2 separate regions of the Homo sapiens genome follow, and region 2 is linked to region 1. A link is an interaction called in ENCODE POLR2A ChIA-PET data of the cell type or tissue named here. Cell type or tissue: Panc1. All regions are shown on one strand. Each heading gives the region's core, and the rest is flanking DNA. Links, peaks and the distances in the headings are about the cores only. Region 1 overlaps THSD4 (thrombospondin type 1 domain containing 4). Region 2 holds the start of THSD4-AS1 (THSD4 antisense RNA 1).

Region 1 (8,340 bases), core at 73-8,072:
AGAGTTAAAAATTCCTTCTTGAATTCAACATCTGGGAACATGGTTTATCAATCCAAGAAGAGCTGCACCCAACTCTACCAGCTCAGAACATCAAAAACAAAATATGAAGCATCTGAAATATGCAAGTACATCCTCCTGGCATCAGACCACAGAGTGGTCCTGGACTCCTGGGTGGCAGGGGGTTCATCCTAGTTTCAAAACTGTGCAAGACGATTTTCAGCAAGTTACATTTGCCTCACAAAAGGCTATTTTTAAAGTTTCTATCTGGTTTTAAGCCTTCTGGCTAAGGGCTTTTCCCAGGAACATATCCCTCGTTCTCTTCACCACGTGAAGCTTGATTATTTTTGCGGGTAGTGTCTGGAACTGTTTTGGATATAAAACATCTAAATTTAAAAATATCCTCATGCATATCAAAGAATGGAAGAACATCAGCATTATTCCATAATGCTTATTACAGATATAGCAATGGGTAAAAGTCTAGATCTGTAGGTTTATATAAAAACATCATGGGATAATAAGATTATTTTCAGTTTTTCTTGGACACGTACAATTTTCTAAATATCAAGTATTAACACAGCATGATGAAATGATAAAAACAATGAACTTTCTCCCATTTCCTTCTGTAAAGACAAGCATCTAACACTGCCATACTAAGCCACCCAAAAGTCTACTCCTGTACTTTTACATCCTAAGTATTTCATTTTGTCGGGCATATCTTCCAGGCAGTCACACTGTTTAGTATTAATTTCTTTGTGACTACGACTTTGACTCAAATATCATTCTTCTTAAACAGGAATATGTTTACTCATAGGAATGTTGTTTGTTAAAGACTGAAAATTTGAGGTATACATGACCAAAAATGTGAACGATAATAGGCAAAATTCGGAATAACCCCACATCAGCAAAAGTTATAGTGAAATTTCCCTACTATAAAATTGACAATAACAAGCATATTTTTTAAAAGCTCAGCATCACTGATCATTAGAGAAATGTAAATCAAAGCCACAATGAGACACCAACTCACACCAGTCAGAATGGCTATTATCAAAGTGACAAAAAATAACAGATGCTGGTGAGGTTGTGGAGAAAAAGAAATGCTTATACACTGTTGGTGGGAGTGTAAATTAGTTCAGCCATTGTGGAAGACAGTGTGGCAATTCCTCAAAGACCTAAAGTCAGAAATACCATTCGACCCAGCAATCCCATTACTGGGTATATAGCCAAAGGAATGTAAATCGTTCTGTTATAAAGACACATGCATGCATATGTTCATTGCAGCACTATTCACAATAGCAAAGCCATGGAACCCAAATGCCCATCAAGGATAGACTGACTAAAGAAAATGTGGTACATACACACCATGGAATACTATGCAGCCAAAAAAGAACAAGATCATGTGCTTTGCAGGGACATGGATGGAGCTGCAGGCCATTTTTAGCAAACTAACACAGGAACAGAAAACCAAATACTGCATGTTCTCACTTATAAGTGGGAGCTAAATTATGAGAACACATGGATACATAGAGGGGAACACCATACACAGGGGCCTATGGAAGGGCAGAGGGTGGGAGGAGGAAGAGAATCAGGAAAAATAACTAATGGATCCTAGGCTTAATACCTGGGTGATGAAGTAATCTGTACAACAAACCCCCATGACGCACATTTAGCTATGTAACAAACCTACACATCCTGCACATGTATCTCTGAACTTAAAAGTTAAAAATAAAATTGATAACAGATAACAGTAATAGTAACAACAACAGTAAAAGCATGACCCCAAACCCAACTTAGAGTAAACTGGTCACAATCTAAGATGCGTAGAACAAATACATCAAATAAAGTGTTTATCACTGTGGATATATAAATGCGCCTAAACCTCACTTTGAAAAAATTGGTAGAAAAAAACCTGAGTATTAGCTGAATGAAAAAAAAAATTCTTGCAATGATATTAATAAAGAAACTACGCACATTTTTAAAGAAAAATCACTAGAATTTTTTTTTTTTTTTTTTTTTTTTTTTTTTTTGAGACGGAGTCTCGCTCTGTCACCCAGGCTGGAGTGCAGTAGCACAATTTCGGCTCACTGCAACCTCTGCCTCCCAGGTTCAAGCAATTCTTCTGCCTCAGTCTCCTGAATAGCTGGGACTACAGGTGCACACCACTACGCCCAGCTAATTTTTGTATTTTTAGTAGAGACAGGGTTTTACCATATTGGCCAGACTGGTCTCAATCTCCTGACCTAGTGATCCACCCACCTTGGCCTCCCAAAGTGCTGGGATTACAGGCATGAGCCACCACACCCGGCTGTTTTTTAATAAAAGAGAAAAGTTGGGGTTTGGAACAATTCATTGGAAAACAATTAGTGAAGTACTTAGTTGCTTGAAATTTTATTTGGAGTTAGTTTCAGAAACACTTTAGGAGGTGAAGCGCAATTCATGAGAACATTTGGTGAAGCCCTGTCATGTAGACACAAACTATCCTGGTTTGGAGCAAAAAGAGACAGCCAAGCCAAAAATCAATAATACCACCAAACAACACATTTTAAACTACTCAACAGACACAAGTGAAGGAATAGTCACAGGACCTTCCAGTTGGCTGGGAGGCTTTATATTAGTGATGAGTCCATTTAATGATCTTTGCTTGTTCTGTTTATAATATTATTTGTGAAGGCTTATTAGTGTGCAAAATGCTTAGCTGTAAATTATTTAATGGAGTAATATTTAATCAAGTATTATTATTCCATTCCATTCATAGTAAGAATGGTACTTACATCTCTGAAGATGTAGAGCGGATGGTTAAAATTGAGAATAGCAGCCTGGACAGAGGCTGGTGAAGGCACAGACAGCTTCAGTAGAGAACAACACACTCAAAAAAAGAAACGAGTCAATGCAGACAGTGGTTGAATATTAGTTTGTAGAAACATTGCAATAAAAAGTGCCTCCTAGGAAAGCTTGCTTTATTTATCCACTCGAATACTAGCTATGGGGAGGGGGAAGGACTGGGTAGGTCATGACTAGTGTTCTTAAACTTACTGTTGAATTGTTTTTTTTTAATGAGAAAACAAATGTTCTCAAAACACAAAAGTAAAGACCTGGATACAATGAATTATTTTATTATTCAGAAATTGACTTATTTAGGAAACTTTTTTCTTTCATAGCTGAAACCCACCATTGCAAAGAAGAGCTAATATGAAAAGGTTTGAGAGTTTTTCATGAAGAGCTCAGATCCAGAGGTCTGTAAGTCTTTGAGTTAGGTTATTTACATGTGAAGACAAGATAATTATTTACATGGGTCAAAATAAAGAGCAACAGTTGTCGTTACTGAAATCAGAAACACTTTGGGTCCATGATATTATAGAAGTAACTTGGCTTCTCAGCATGAAGAAATACCTACCGAAATTCCTATATGTAATTCCTATGCCTGAAAATGTAGCATGGAACCACTTCTTTGGCAACATGCTGAATATCTCCCTGTGTGGAATGCCCCAACACTTATGTGTATGAATTTCTGTTCTCAATATATAACACCAACAAAGAGAGAGAGGCTGCCTGGACCCAGAACTTATTATAATGTAGCATTAGCACTCTTTTTATCAACCCAATTTTTAAAATATCCAAAAATCATATCTTTTTTCCTCAATAGCAAGGAATATAAAAGCATTTTTCTATTAAGACAAACAGGCATACACTACTGTGCACAATGAAAATCCCACACGCATTCATAAGAATGTGTAGACATCTCTAGTCTTTCTTTGTACTACTTGGGGCCACATTTCCAGGGTTCTCATCCATTCGAGTCTAGAGCTAAGGACACTTAAGAGAAAAGGCATTGTACCTCTTGTTTAAGTAGAATATGATGGTACTGACATAATTTAATCCAACTAAAATGTGAAATTCTGGCAAGAGATACATAAGGCTGCTCTTTTCTAAAGTAAAGAATCCCAACAGGACAAAGGGCTAGCTCTTTCCCTCCCCCACCAGAGTCTCCATTTACCATCCCTGGGCATTGAGCTCTCAACAGAGCAGATCTTCCCCTTGCCCCCAAACCCAGCAATGCAGCCCACTGTCAACGATACCTTCCACTTTTAAGCTATGTAGAAATATGAATTTTAAAAATAGGGCAAAAAATTTCCCATGATGACCAATCTTTGTGATGAGTTAAAGCCGCTTACTAGCTGTTGGATCTATCTGATCTTAGCAAGTTGCTAAACCTCCCTAAACCTAAACTTAATAATGTCCTTTGTCTTACAGAAGTGCTCGGAGGACTGTGTGAGATGCTTCTTGTAAAGCAGCCCAGCACACTGCCTGCCACATAGTAAATATTCAATAAACATTACTACTATTAGGGACCAAGTCTTTAATGAGCTGGGTTCAGGGTCAAACGCCATTAACAGGTTCTGAAGTAAAAGACATCTCTCTCAACATCAAAAATACTACAGACTACTTAAGGAGATAATATTAACATTTAATATTAACATTCAAGAAATAAGTGACGTAAAACCATATGTGAGCAACAGGGCTGGTAGACTTGGTGTGTTCAAGTTCTTAGTCTCATTGGCCATATGAGCTTGACCAAGCAACTGTATACAACAGAGTTACAAAGATCTGACCTGGCCGGGCGCGATGGCTCACGCCTGTAATCCCAGCACTTTGGGAGGCCGAGGCTGGCGGATCGTGACATCAGGAGATGGAGACCATCCCGGCTAACACAGTGAAACCCCGTCTCTACTAAAAATACAAAACATTAACCGGGTGTGGTGGCACGCGCCTGTAGTCCCAGCTACTCGGGAGGCTGAGGCAGAAGAATCGTTTGAACCCGGGAGGTGGAGGCTGCAGTGAGCCGAGATTGTGCCACTGCACTCCAGCCTGGGTGACAGTGCAAAACTCCGTCTCAAAAAAAAAAAAAAAAAAAAATCTAACCTGCCCACCTCACAGGTCAAAGAAATAATATACATGAAAATCCTCTGGGGGCTAGAGAACTTTATGTGCATGTTTGTAAGTATTATTGTGACTACAATTAATTAAAATAGGGTACTCTGTTATAGGGCCCAGGCTGAAAAGGATACGCAAGTTGAATAAGGAAGAAATCAGTGAGGAGTCAGGTAGTTGGGGATGCCTTCATGGATCTGGTAAGCTTTGAGTTGGACCCTGAAGATTAGATAGAATCTGGGTAAATGAACAGCACTGGCAGGAATCCTAGCAGAAGTCACTACATGAGCAAGTTCAGAGTGAAGTGCTTGGTAGAGTGTAAAGTGGAATGGTGGGAAAGTAAGTGTGGGTTAACTGTGGGTGTTGGCCTATGTGGACCGTCAAAGTCAAGGAGCAGAGCTTAGCTAGGATATGTCGGAACCAAGGCAGCACTGGACAAGCAATGGCTACCCCTAGAAACAGGACTGTTGACAGCTACAGGATCAACCTCACATTTACAAACAAGTAACACATCTCCTTGTCTTCTTTTTTCCTATTTCTTCCTTTTTTAAATTTTATTTCTTACAACTATACCAGGTTATGGTACAGCTGGACAGGGATATAAATCAGTGAACTCTGAGAACACTTTTAATCCAAGCACCAAATAAGGCAGCATTTCCTGTGACTGCTGGACGCCACGGTTTAAGTGAGATGCCAAACATTCCTCATTTGGGAAAATGCGCAATAGTCCACAGAGAGAACAAAATCAAAATGTGAAAAGTTGAATAAAAAACACTCCTTTGGAAATAAAATATTACTCAGCATAAGTTAGCTGACCTCATCTTTGGGACTAGAAAAATAACAGTAAATAGTAATAATAGCTAACATTTATTGAGCCCATACCAGGTGTCAGGTGTAGGAACTATTTCATTTAATCTTCTCCCAAACCTTTGAGGGGGATACTACTATTATCCTCCTTTCCCTAATGGGGAATCTGAGGCCTTTAGTCCCGGAGCAGGTGAACATCAGAGTCAGGGTTTTAATGGTTATACTACATGAGCCAAAGCCAAAGGACAGTGAAACTGCTGATGGCTGAACACGACAAATAGGAACATTTTTTATCAGTTTTGAAAATTAGTCATCTAAGATACAAAATTCCTCATGGTAAAAAACCAACTCTATAATTACTGAACAAGTGCCTTTCATATATACAAACTCATTTATCAAATGGAGAAAAGATTATCTTAAAATTTCTTCATGCTATGGAGAAAGGATCCCACTTAACACAATACATATATCCAGAAACAGTCATACGCACTGAATTTCTGTAAATCAAGTACTATATTTACTAAAGAACTTCTCTAGGGTAAATGTGCAGTAAATATTTAATAAAATGAAGAATCGTTTTGCAACCTGAATAGTCATTCAATAATTTATCTGTTTTGTAAATTTGGATATACAGCAGACTCTTGACATTCCTGAGGCATACATCTGAAACCTTCTTGAATTCCCAGATCCACAAATACAAGAATGTTTATAGAGGCTCCCAGCTTTCGCTTGAATCACATTTCTATGGAGAGCCATATGCGTTTTCCTGTGCATAGCCTCACACTACAAGTTAACCCTACTTTCAGATTTCACTAAATGTTGCTCTCACCTGATGGCTGTTTTTCACAGACACAACACAATGTTTTAATTAACAAGCATTGTTACAAATGCATGAATGCGCAGAACAATAAGGATAAATGACCCTTTTCCATAACATGTGTCTTGCAAAGTAGACTTCTCGGATTCATACCTCAGCCCAACTCTGTGCCACAGACCCACAGGGGAACCCACAAAGAATCACAAACCTGTGAGTTAAATCCATGAACACCTAAGGTCTGAACACATTTATTAAGTTTGCCTGGGCAGGGACATGGGGCGTATCTATAGAATCCACTTGCTAACCCACAAGTTACAGAAGCTGACTGAACCTTTTGGTGATGAGTCCAGAAAGTTCAATTGTAGAAACATTGCCCCCATGAATTACAAATGATTCACCTACAAATTCAAAATACCGATACTTTGTATGATGAGAGTTGAAGATCAAATTTGGGTGATTTCACAGCCTTCAGTAATGTAGTCCATTCACAGCGGGTATGCTGGGCACAAAAACCAGCAGATGGACCTTTTTGAAGGACTGTCCTGGAACTCGCAGTCCCTGGCTCGGTTTAGACACACCTCCAAAACACCACTAACCATGAAAGACAGAACAGGGCAAAGAGTGAGGGAGGGACTGGGTGAGTGAGAAAGGAAGACACACTGAAACCAGGAGAAACAATGAAAGAAACAGAAACACAGGAAAAATGAGAGAGAGAGGGAGGGAGGGAGGGAATGAGGAAAAGAAATAAAGAATGAACAAGGAATTTGGCTGCTGTGCAGGAACAGAAAAAGAAAGATGTTATCATTTCAAAATACATATTATAGCTTACACATTTCAGAACATATTTGAAAACATGACTGCCAAATTTTCAAATTATTTATTTTCACCCCTTTTGTTCCAAAGAGGTTTTGCAGGATTTTGCTGCCAGATTAATTTTCCTGAAGCTCAGCTCTGATCATACTACTCTCCTGCTTACAAACCCCAATAACTCCTCACTGCCCATAAAAGGCAGTCCAGTTTCTTTAGCCTCCTGTTTGAGGCCCTCTATAATCTGGCCCCAAACTTCCAGGCCAACCTCGTCCTACACTGTTCCCCTTTATAAGTTCTTTGCTCCAGAGGAAGGACACTCGCCGATGTTTCCTAACACCTGTATTTTCTGCCCAAGCACCTTTGCTTCTGTGGTTCCCTCTGCCTGGAACACCCTTCCCCTACATCTGCACACGCCCAGTCCCACTTGCTCCTGGAAGCTCTACCTGGAGGATAAGCATACAGCAGGCACCCAGTCACCAATAGTGGAATGTCCAACACTGATACACGTGCTTTACACATGGCATCTCGCCGGAACCTCACAACAAGAGGAAGTTATTTCTTAATTTTCTAGATATGCAACTGTGGTCCAAGGGAGCTAGGGCTTTTGCACTGAGGTTGTGTCCTTTGCCCATTGCTCTTCCTGCTACCCCAAGGCCACTGTTTGTACAGAACAAAAAGTGACTGCATGAATCAATGCCAACATGTTGTAGCAATCTTTGTGTTTTTTTTTTTTAAAGGGGAAAAAGTACACCTTTCCATTCTGTGTGAACTCGAATTCGCTTGTCCAGTCCTGAGTCACAGTTTCATTTGGGAGCCCCTGTGCAGCCCTTGCCAGTTTCCACGAGGCAGGATACTCCACTAGCTGATTCAGACAGGCAGAGGCTGCAGAGGCCCAAGAAGCCAGGGCGGTACGGATGCCCCAGGCACCCTCCACACTTCCCTCCTGGAGATGCCACAAGAACATATGCAGAAGGAGGCTG
Region 2 (8,340 bases), core at 43-8,042, 94 kb after region 1:
ACCAACCCTGGCCATTCTTCCTTTAGGTAACCAAGGTTCTGTGACCTGGGCCTGGAACCACAGTCCAAGCAGCTAGGAGGATCTGGAAATCCTAAGTCATGTATCATTACAGTTATCCCAAGGGTACCTAGAGGTATTTCCCTGTGCGTCATATCTCAGTGTAATGCGTGTTAATATTGCTAATCTTGTTCTGTTCAAGTTTAAGTGCTTGTGAAAATTATGCTCCTAGTTCCGTATGGCCCACGTCTCTACCACCACCCCAATCACCAAGCTGTGCCAGTCAGTGAGAAGCAAGCTTACAGGAAAGAGGGGGTCCTTTCTGAGTGTGGACGCCCAGTAAGAAACCCCAGACAATAACAGCAGCAGGACCATTTGAGAGTTGTGCCAACACTCAGATTTCCAAAGCTGGCCCAGCTCCTGATCAAAAGCAGGAATGAAGAGCATCCCCCCAGGATCCCCGCCCATCCCACTAGAAGTCATTCGTATTCCTGTGCAGTCAGCGGTTTGCAGCCAGGTTTGGCTGGGGAGGTCCCACTGCTCATTTCTCTCCTAAACCTCCCTGGTGTGCAGCCAAGTCTCCATTTTATGCAAACTTTAAAAACAGAAACGTAGGAAGAAAAACGATTCCCATGAAGGATGGAAAACTAATCTAACAAGAGATTACAGCTGTGCAGAGGGCTGTTAGGGAATCCGGGCACCTTAGCAGAACAGCTCCCCGAGGGTAGGGCAGCATCTCACATCCTTATTCATATTGTCCTGCACACAGACAGTTGTCATGGACAAGAGTATGAAGTCAAAATAAGTCAACTCTAGGAAGGTCAGCTCTAGCAAGGAAGCATGCTAGGAACTGCAGGACACTGAAATAAGTCTAGTTCCTATCCTAAAGAGTTTATAACCCGTCTAGGAGAATAATGCTGAAATACCTGGAAAAAAACTGTCGAGAACAGGTTCACTTCAAAATTCACCAAAGGAGCCAAGCGCGGTGGTTCACACCTGTAATCCCAACACGTTGGGAGGCCAAGGCAAGCAGACTTGAGGCCAGGAGTTCAAGACTGGCCTGGCCAACATGGTGAAACCCTGCCTCTACTAAAAATACAAAAATTATCCAGGCGTGTTGGCGCACATCTGTAATCCCAGCCACTCGGGTACTTGAGGCAAGAGAATCACTTGAACCTGGGAGGTGGAGGCTGCAGTGAGCTGAGATGGCTCCACTGCACACCAGCCTGGGTGACAGAGCTTCATCTCAATAAATAAATAAATAAATAAATCCACCAAAGGAATTTAAAACACAAGACAGTACACATCAAAAAAAGGCTTTTGGAATTTGGACAGTTTGGAAAGGTCAAGAAGGCCAGGTGCGGTGGCTCACACCTGTAATCCCAGTATTTTGGGAGGCTGAGGTGGGCAAATCACAAGGTAAGGAGTTCAAGACTAGCCTGTCCAACATGGTGAAACCCCGTCTCTACTAAAAATACAAAAAATTAGCTGGGCATAGTGGTGGGCACCTGTAATCCCAGGTACTCAGGAGGCTGAGACAGGAGAATCGCTTCAACCTGGGAGGCGGAGGTTGCAGTGAGCTGAGATCGTGCCACTACACTCCAGCCCAGGTGACAGAGTGAGATTCCATCTCAAAAAAAAAAAAAAAAGAAGAAGAAGAAGAAGGCAAAGCATAGGAGGTGGTGCTGCCCTTGGGGTATCAGATATCACCAAGGATTTGGGCAAAAATATAGAGGAGGAAAAGAATGAAGAGACCCGGAGACCTGGGAGTAAACCGGTTCATGTGGGGCCGACTCATATGTGGAAGGGTAAAAGGAGATGAGATTGCAACAGTGGGCTGCGGCAAGGAGGGAACAACCAAGTACAGCACTGAAGAGTGAGAGCTCAGGGGCTCAGTATGAGCTTGAATTTCTGTTCCACCACTAGTCAGCCAAGGTTCCTATCCATCTCAAAGGCTGTCTCCTCAGAGATAAAACAGGGATGATAATAATCCTGCCTACTGATTCATAAGGTTGCTGTGAAGTTTAAGTAGAATAACAGATGTACTTAGCACTATGCCTGGCACGCAGCAAATAATTAACAGATGGGCAAAGGCACGAATGGCCAATGTGAGAGGCAGCACAAAGGAAAGGCAAACCAGACATGAACCGGATAACAGAGTTTAATGCGACCAACAGCCCAGGTCTAGGAGATCAGCATAAACACTGGTGCCCAGAAGAAAAATAGGGGAGTCCAGAGACAGGGCCAATTTGGTGGGCACAAGAAGTTCTACAGACACTGTTGGGAGACTGGGACTCAGAACATCAGTCAGACCTGTGCCATGGATCTGGGGAAGGGATCCCAGGGGAAGGACGGTGTGTAGAAAAGTGCTATGGGACAAAGATGGTGGCCCTGGGGAAATGCTCCCACTAAGGAGCAGGAGAAGGCAAAGAGGTTAGTAAAGGACACAGAGAAGGAATGGAGAGGAAGCAGAAAAATTACGTTCCCAGGAACAGAGAGAGTGATCAACAGAGTCGGATGATTCAGGGAGAACAAAGAGAAGAATTGCTGTTTAGGGTGTGTTGGTGACTTCCACAAAGAGCAATTTAGTAAAGCATGAGTGGCAGCCATGAAGGGGGACGCGAGTCTAAATTTGGGAGGGCTGGCACTGAGCAGAGAGGAAAACCATGGGGCTGAGAGTTGGGGAGTCTCTGTGTGAAAACGTTTCCTCTCGATGGGACCTTCTGCATTCCAAAATTCACAAAAGGTAAGAAAGCGAGGGGAGTGACACCTTCTGCTGTTAGAGACGAATTTTTTGGGAACTGCTCCAGAAAAATGGTTCCTTTCTAGCTATTCTAGGACAGTGGCTACCACCCATTTCAGCCTCCTGTCAGGAAGCCTCTGAGACAAAAATGGTGTCAACAGGCCTTTGGCTGCTTCTCCTTTCTATTCTGTTTGTCAGAAAAATAAAGAGATGCATAGAAGAAAAGGGGATGCTCTGCAAGGGGAATCTTCAGCGACAGGACAGGAGTTAGCAACTAGTTTTAGAGTTTGCACAGCTTCTAGCAACCCCCTCAGTCCGATAGCTGTCAGCCCTAACCGTACCTTAGAATCACCTGTAATGCTCATAAAGCTGCTAGCAGCTGGAGCCCACCTCAGACATGGAAGGGAGCCCAATAGTCTGGTTTTCTTTTTGTTTTGAATTTCCTAGGTGATTCTAATGTGCAGCCAATGTCAAGAACCACTCCCCAGGGGGTTCCCTCTCATGAACAATTAAGGCACACGTTCCACAAACAAACAGAATTTTTCAATGACTGATTTTGGAAGTGTCGGTTAGAATGTCTAGCTTAGCAAACAATAAAAGGTTTGGCTTGTGAGCCAACACCATTTGATTGGTATGGGCAGGCTACAGAGAGATGAGAGGGACCTTGAGCCAGGACTCAGTTAAAAAGAGCACAGTGGTCAGTAAATGATGTCTACCCCAGGTTTCGAGGAAGGGGGGATGGCTCATATGTAGCCATCCCGGGTCTAGCTCTTCTAATCCTAGCATGCCCTCCACAAAATAGACTCAAACCATCTGAGCATGCAGAGTCCAGGAGCCTTCCACCCCAGCAGTGCGTGGGCGGGATGAGCATCAGCAGCCTCTCCCGCAGCAGTTCTGAGTATCCTCCTCAGAGTAGCAGTATGGAATGCAATGCTTAGGCCCACCAGAGGCCTCCTGCATCAGACACTCAAGGGGTGGAAGCCCAGAATCTGTGTTTTAACAATGGATACATACTGTGGTTGAAGAACTATTACTCTAGCGGACTTAAAAAAACAATGCACAGATTCTTAAGCTCCACCAGGAGCCACTAAAACAGAACATTTGGGGCACAGAGCCCAGAAACATGTATTTTTTTTTTTTTGAGACGGAGTCTTGCTCTGTCGCCCAGACTGGAGTGCAGTGGCGCGATCTCGGCTCACTGTAAGCTCCACCTCCCGGGTTCACGCCATTCTCCTGCCTCAGCCTCCCGAGTAGCTGGGACTGCAGGTGCCCGCCACTGCGCCTGGCTAATTTTTTGTATTTTTAGTAGAGACGGGGTTTCACTGTGTTAGCCAGGATGGTCTCGATCTCCTGACCTTGTGATCCACCTGCCTCGGCCTCCCAAAGTGCTGGGATTACAGGCGTGAGCCACCGCACCCAGCCAGAAACGTATTTTTTAAGCACCTGGTGCTGAAATGGTGCTAATGCACAGTCAGGCTTGAATACCACTGACCTAGTATTGCTCTCTGTTGGTTTCATTTCCTCAACAGCATTACTAGAAATAATCAAACTATTCATAGAGACCTGCTTGATGTAATTACCCTGGCAAGGTGCTCAACAATGCATATAGCTGGTCACCTCCAGCAGTTCTCCTACCCTCTCAGAAGCTTATTTTCTTCATCTGCAAAATGAAGATGCTCTGATCTCACGAGACTGGGTTGCTGTGGCAACCACGGAGTAAGAGCAGCTGGCTTAGGGTGTGTCCATATGTTGAGTACTCAATGATTCTAGTTGAAAGAAAGAAAAAAGGAAGGAAGAAAGGAGGAAGAGGCAGGCACAAGACAAAATGAATCTCTCCGCTGTGCACATGGAGCCTTAGCTCTGATTCCAGTTGAGCAAAATTATGAAGAAGATGATTCCCCATATGGATGACAGATAAACACCCTGTGGCGAGTCACTCACTCCCGAAAGGCCCTCTGAAGGATCGCGCATGTCCTGACTGCACAGCCTGCTCCTGTAAGTGTATCCTTTTGTTTTGTTCCTGTCAGAAATCATGCTACAATAATTATTTTAACTGATGTTAAAACAGCAAGCTCATGTCAACTCTTGGCTGGAGGCTTCTGGAAACCAAGACACCAGAACATCCATTTGCCTCACCCTGTCATGGGTGAAAATTTTTAATTTACCTAGGAAATCATGCAGGCCATGGGAGAGGGGCAGGCAGCATGGTGTGATGGTTTGGAGGCAGCTTCTGCAGGTCAGATCCTCTGTCTTCACTGGTGATGAGATGACCAGTCCTACGCCAGGACCAGTTGAATCCTCCTGTTCACCTTGGCTATTTCACACCAGTATCTCTATGGCTTCCTTCAGCCCCCAGGGTAAAGCACAAGTTCCTCACCTGCCTTTCAAGCCTTCCAGATCTGTCCCTCCCATCTCACAGCTCCTGCTCTCCTCTTCCCAGAGGAAGCTCCATCTAGGTGACCCTTTGAGAGTCATGGAATACACCCTTAACTCTCACGGCTCCCACACCTTCGCCAGCCTCTCTCCCCTTTTTTGAGTCATCATCATCCTTCGAAGCCAAGGCCAAGTCCTAGAATTAAATGAGCCTCCCCTATCACTCTCAGCCTCAATGGCTCCCTTCCTTCTGCAAACACCTAACTCCTCTACCTCCAATCTCTACCTTGTTTTGAAATTACCGTATTTACCTTCATCCTTTCCACCCCTTTTATCTTATGAACACTTGACAGACATGAGTAGGGCAACCTTGTAATTCATTGTCTAATCAGGATCACTTTTGAGAGTGAAAAGAGGCACTATTAATAATTGTATCAGGATAACAAGCATAAGCAATGATTGTCCCAGACAAAGCAGGATGTCTGGTTACCTTAAAATTAGTCCCGTCTTAAGTCTGTTTATATCCCTCTCAGCACCTGGGCCTTATAAACATGAGTTGATTCAGTGAAATGCTGGGAACCAAACTCGCTGTTGATGGAGGTTCAGGAAGATTAATCTGGCAGTGCTGTGTAGGGTAGATGAGAGCTAGAATAACAGCTCACAGTTATGAATAGAAATGAGTAAGTGACATGCTGCTTTTATTTCGTTCTCTATAGAAATGCAAATGCAGCTCAAGGGCTGATGTAAGGTAGAAACAAGCCTTGCATGAGAAATGCGGTTTGCATAGTTTAATACAATTTAATATCTACTCATGGTCAGCTACGCATCTGTCTCTAATTCCACAGCCACGGTCCTTTCAAAGTCACTGCCTTTGGATGTAAGTTTCTCAGAGAGAATGAGCCTTGTGTCCAATGCCTGGAAAGCAACAGCATTTGGCCACCAAGTTCCTCTTCATCCTCATCAAGCAGCTTTTCCTGTTTTGTTTTTAGCTCCAACCTTAGGACAATGGACAAGTCAATCAGTCCAGATTACCCTGCACCAGGGAAGAGAGGCACCTGACAGCTATACCCTTCACCAAGTCCACGGGGACAAAGGCACAAGAGTAATAGAAGCTGCAGGGAGAATGCAATTCTCATCAACCCTTGGGGTTGCCGCATTGTTTTTGCTCTGTTTTCCAGAAAGTCTTTAACGGAGGAGAAAGGGTGTGGAGGAAGGGAGGGCCTTGCCTATTAGCAGATATTTCAATGCAGTCATCACCCTCCCGCCATTCAATGTCAGGGATCAGCCCTTGCAAAGGAGCAGTCATTGGACAATGGGCACAATCAGGGCTCTGGGTTTTTCTGTCCTGCTGCACATTCGACCCGCCTTCCTCTGCTGAAAAGGCTGCTTTTCCACTAGGCATGCCCTATGTATGGAAAAAACTTCTACCTCTGGTTTGCTTTCGTTTGTACCCACCCACTGCAAACTAAAATTGCATGAAGCAGAGGCTAAGATGGTTTTCCTAGTACAACGAATATCTGCCAACTCTAAATAGAAAGACTTAGATCAATGATGACTAGTTAATTAAGCAAACTTGAGAAAGGGGACTATTCATTTATTCCTTACCTTTCACTGAGCAGTTTAGAGGCTTTCATTGGAAATATCATTAATCACCTGAAATGCCTTGCAATAATAACTGGTATCCCCATTTTACAGTTTATCATGTACTAGGCTCTGCGGTAGGTTCTGGGAATACAGACTTGAACCAGACATGCTTTCAGGCCATCTGCAGGACAAAGCAAATGTTACAGAAGTTAAGTGACTTGCTCAAGGCCCCTTGAAGTCCAGCTTGGAAGACTAAGAACTCAACATCCCTGTGGATCCTGCCAGCCCTGCCAGCTTTCCCAGAGACGCCCAGCTGTTGAGCTTAATCTCAGAGTCACTGGAACAACCACTTCAAGGTTGAATTCGTCACCCCAATCACATGGGAACATTATCTAATTAAGTGGCTCTGCCACTTGAGGGGCAAGGAGAGCTGAAGTCGGGTATTGGGAAACACAGGTTGCTCTTCCATGACAACAGGTCACACAGTTGAAATCCCAAAACCATGGGCAGGACCAGGTTGTGTAAATGAGGTTCAGCTGCCCTGGCTCCCACTGCCACCCTGGCACACAAAGGTCATCTCATCCATTTCCTCCATGTCTTTGTATTTGCTATTCCTCATCCCAGAATCATGGCCCCTTCCTTCTTCCCTGTGGATAATGCCTCTTTTCCCCCCATTGCATCTTACTTATTAATTACAAAATTGTCCCTGGATAATTCTTACTTTGCTTTTAAGATTCAGCTTAGAAATGTTGTCTTTGAGTCTCAATTTCTTCCTCTGTATAAAGGGGACAATAGTAGCTTCTACGACACAAAGTTGTTGCCAGGATTAAAAAATAGATAATGTGTAGAAAGCACAGTGCCCAACATACAGAAAGTGTTTAACAAACGTTGGTTGTCACTGTCATCATTGTCACTCTCCTCTGTGATCACAAACTCTGGCCAGACTTTAACCATTGCAGTGCACCTCCTGACTGCACTGCACTTGTTTATTCCTGTCTTCCCCATTAGGCTCCGGGCTCTTCCAGGGAGGGGTGGGTACATCACCAGCATATCTCCAGTGCCTGGCACACAGTAGGTGTTCAATAAACCTCCTGCATTATCTGAATCAACGAATAAATCCATACTAAACAATAAGCCCTCCTCCTGCGGGTCTGTATCTCTGTGACACGTCTTCCCTGTGAAAGGCACAGGAAGAAAATAAAGGAAGAGAACAGAATGTTCTCGATGCTACTCAGAAATATTCTCAAACAAAGATTCTACATAATTCATTTGTACTTTGACATTTTATGGCCTTCATTTTCTCTGAGTGCTTTCTACAGATATTGTTGTTATTTTTTTCACTCTAAGGACAATGCTCTCAAAGCCACGGTTGTAATAGAAATTGGAAAATCAAAGCAGATCCATGTGGCCTCAGCATAACGAAAACAAGGTAGGCCAAAGAGAAATCAGGTAATGCATGGATTTATGGTCCAAATCATAACCTGTTCACACAAACTACCAATGTCACAGGAGGAAAAAGACACCACACTTTCCAATGGCCAACATATTTTGAACAATATTCAATACAATAAAATTCCAGTAAAGGCCCTTTAAATTAGGTATAACTCTTTTTCCACCCTAAGATCTTTATATTTGGCTTATAA

What was found. ChIA-PET counts read pairs that join two places held together with the same protein. Peaks named below come from ENCODE experiments on the same cell type or tissue, not always from the same donor. Only the 100,000 strongest peaks of a DNase experiment are listed, where the experiment ranks them.
Region 2: POLR2A ChIA-PET joins it to region 1 with 16 read pairs; 2 of 35 experiments call an interaction of 5 or more read pairs at or near these places.

The regions. Positions count from the first base shown.
Region 1 is chr15:71,279,538-71,287,877 of GRCh38, reverse strand. The region is part of intron 6 of THSD4 (thrombospondin type 1 domain containing 4); the gene reads right to left. LOC124903521 (a long non-coding RNA gene) reads right to left here. Exons shown (of 2, transcript XR_007064701.1): 2 at 1-8,340. Among named protein-coding and RNA genes, the nearest start is that of THSD4-AS1, 95 kb to the right of the region's middle. In Panc1, for the core only: no CTCF peak of the experiment used is centred there; no DNase peak of the experiment used is centred there; H3K27ac peaks cover 1,106 bases.
Region 2 is chr15:71,185,211-71,193,550 of GRCh38, reverse strand. The region is part of intron 3 of THSD4 (thrombospondin type 1 domain containing 4); the gene reads right to left. It overlaps THSD4-AS1 (THSD4 antisense RNA 1), which reads left to right and starts at 4,492. Exons shown (of 3, transcript NR_120351.1): 1 at 4,492-4,735; 2 at 8,045-8,126. In Panc1, for the core only: no CTCF peak of the experiment used is centred there; no DNase peak of the experiment used is centred there.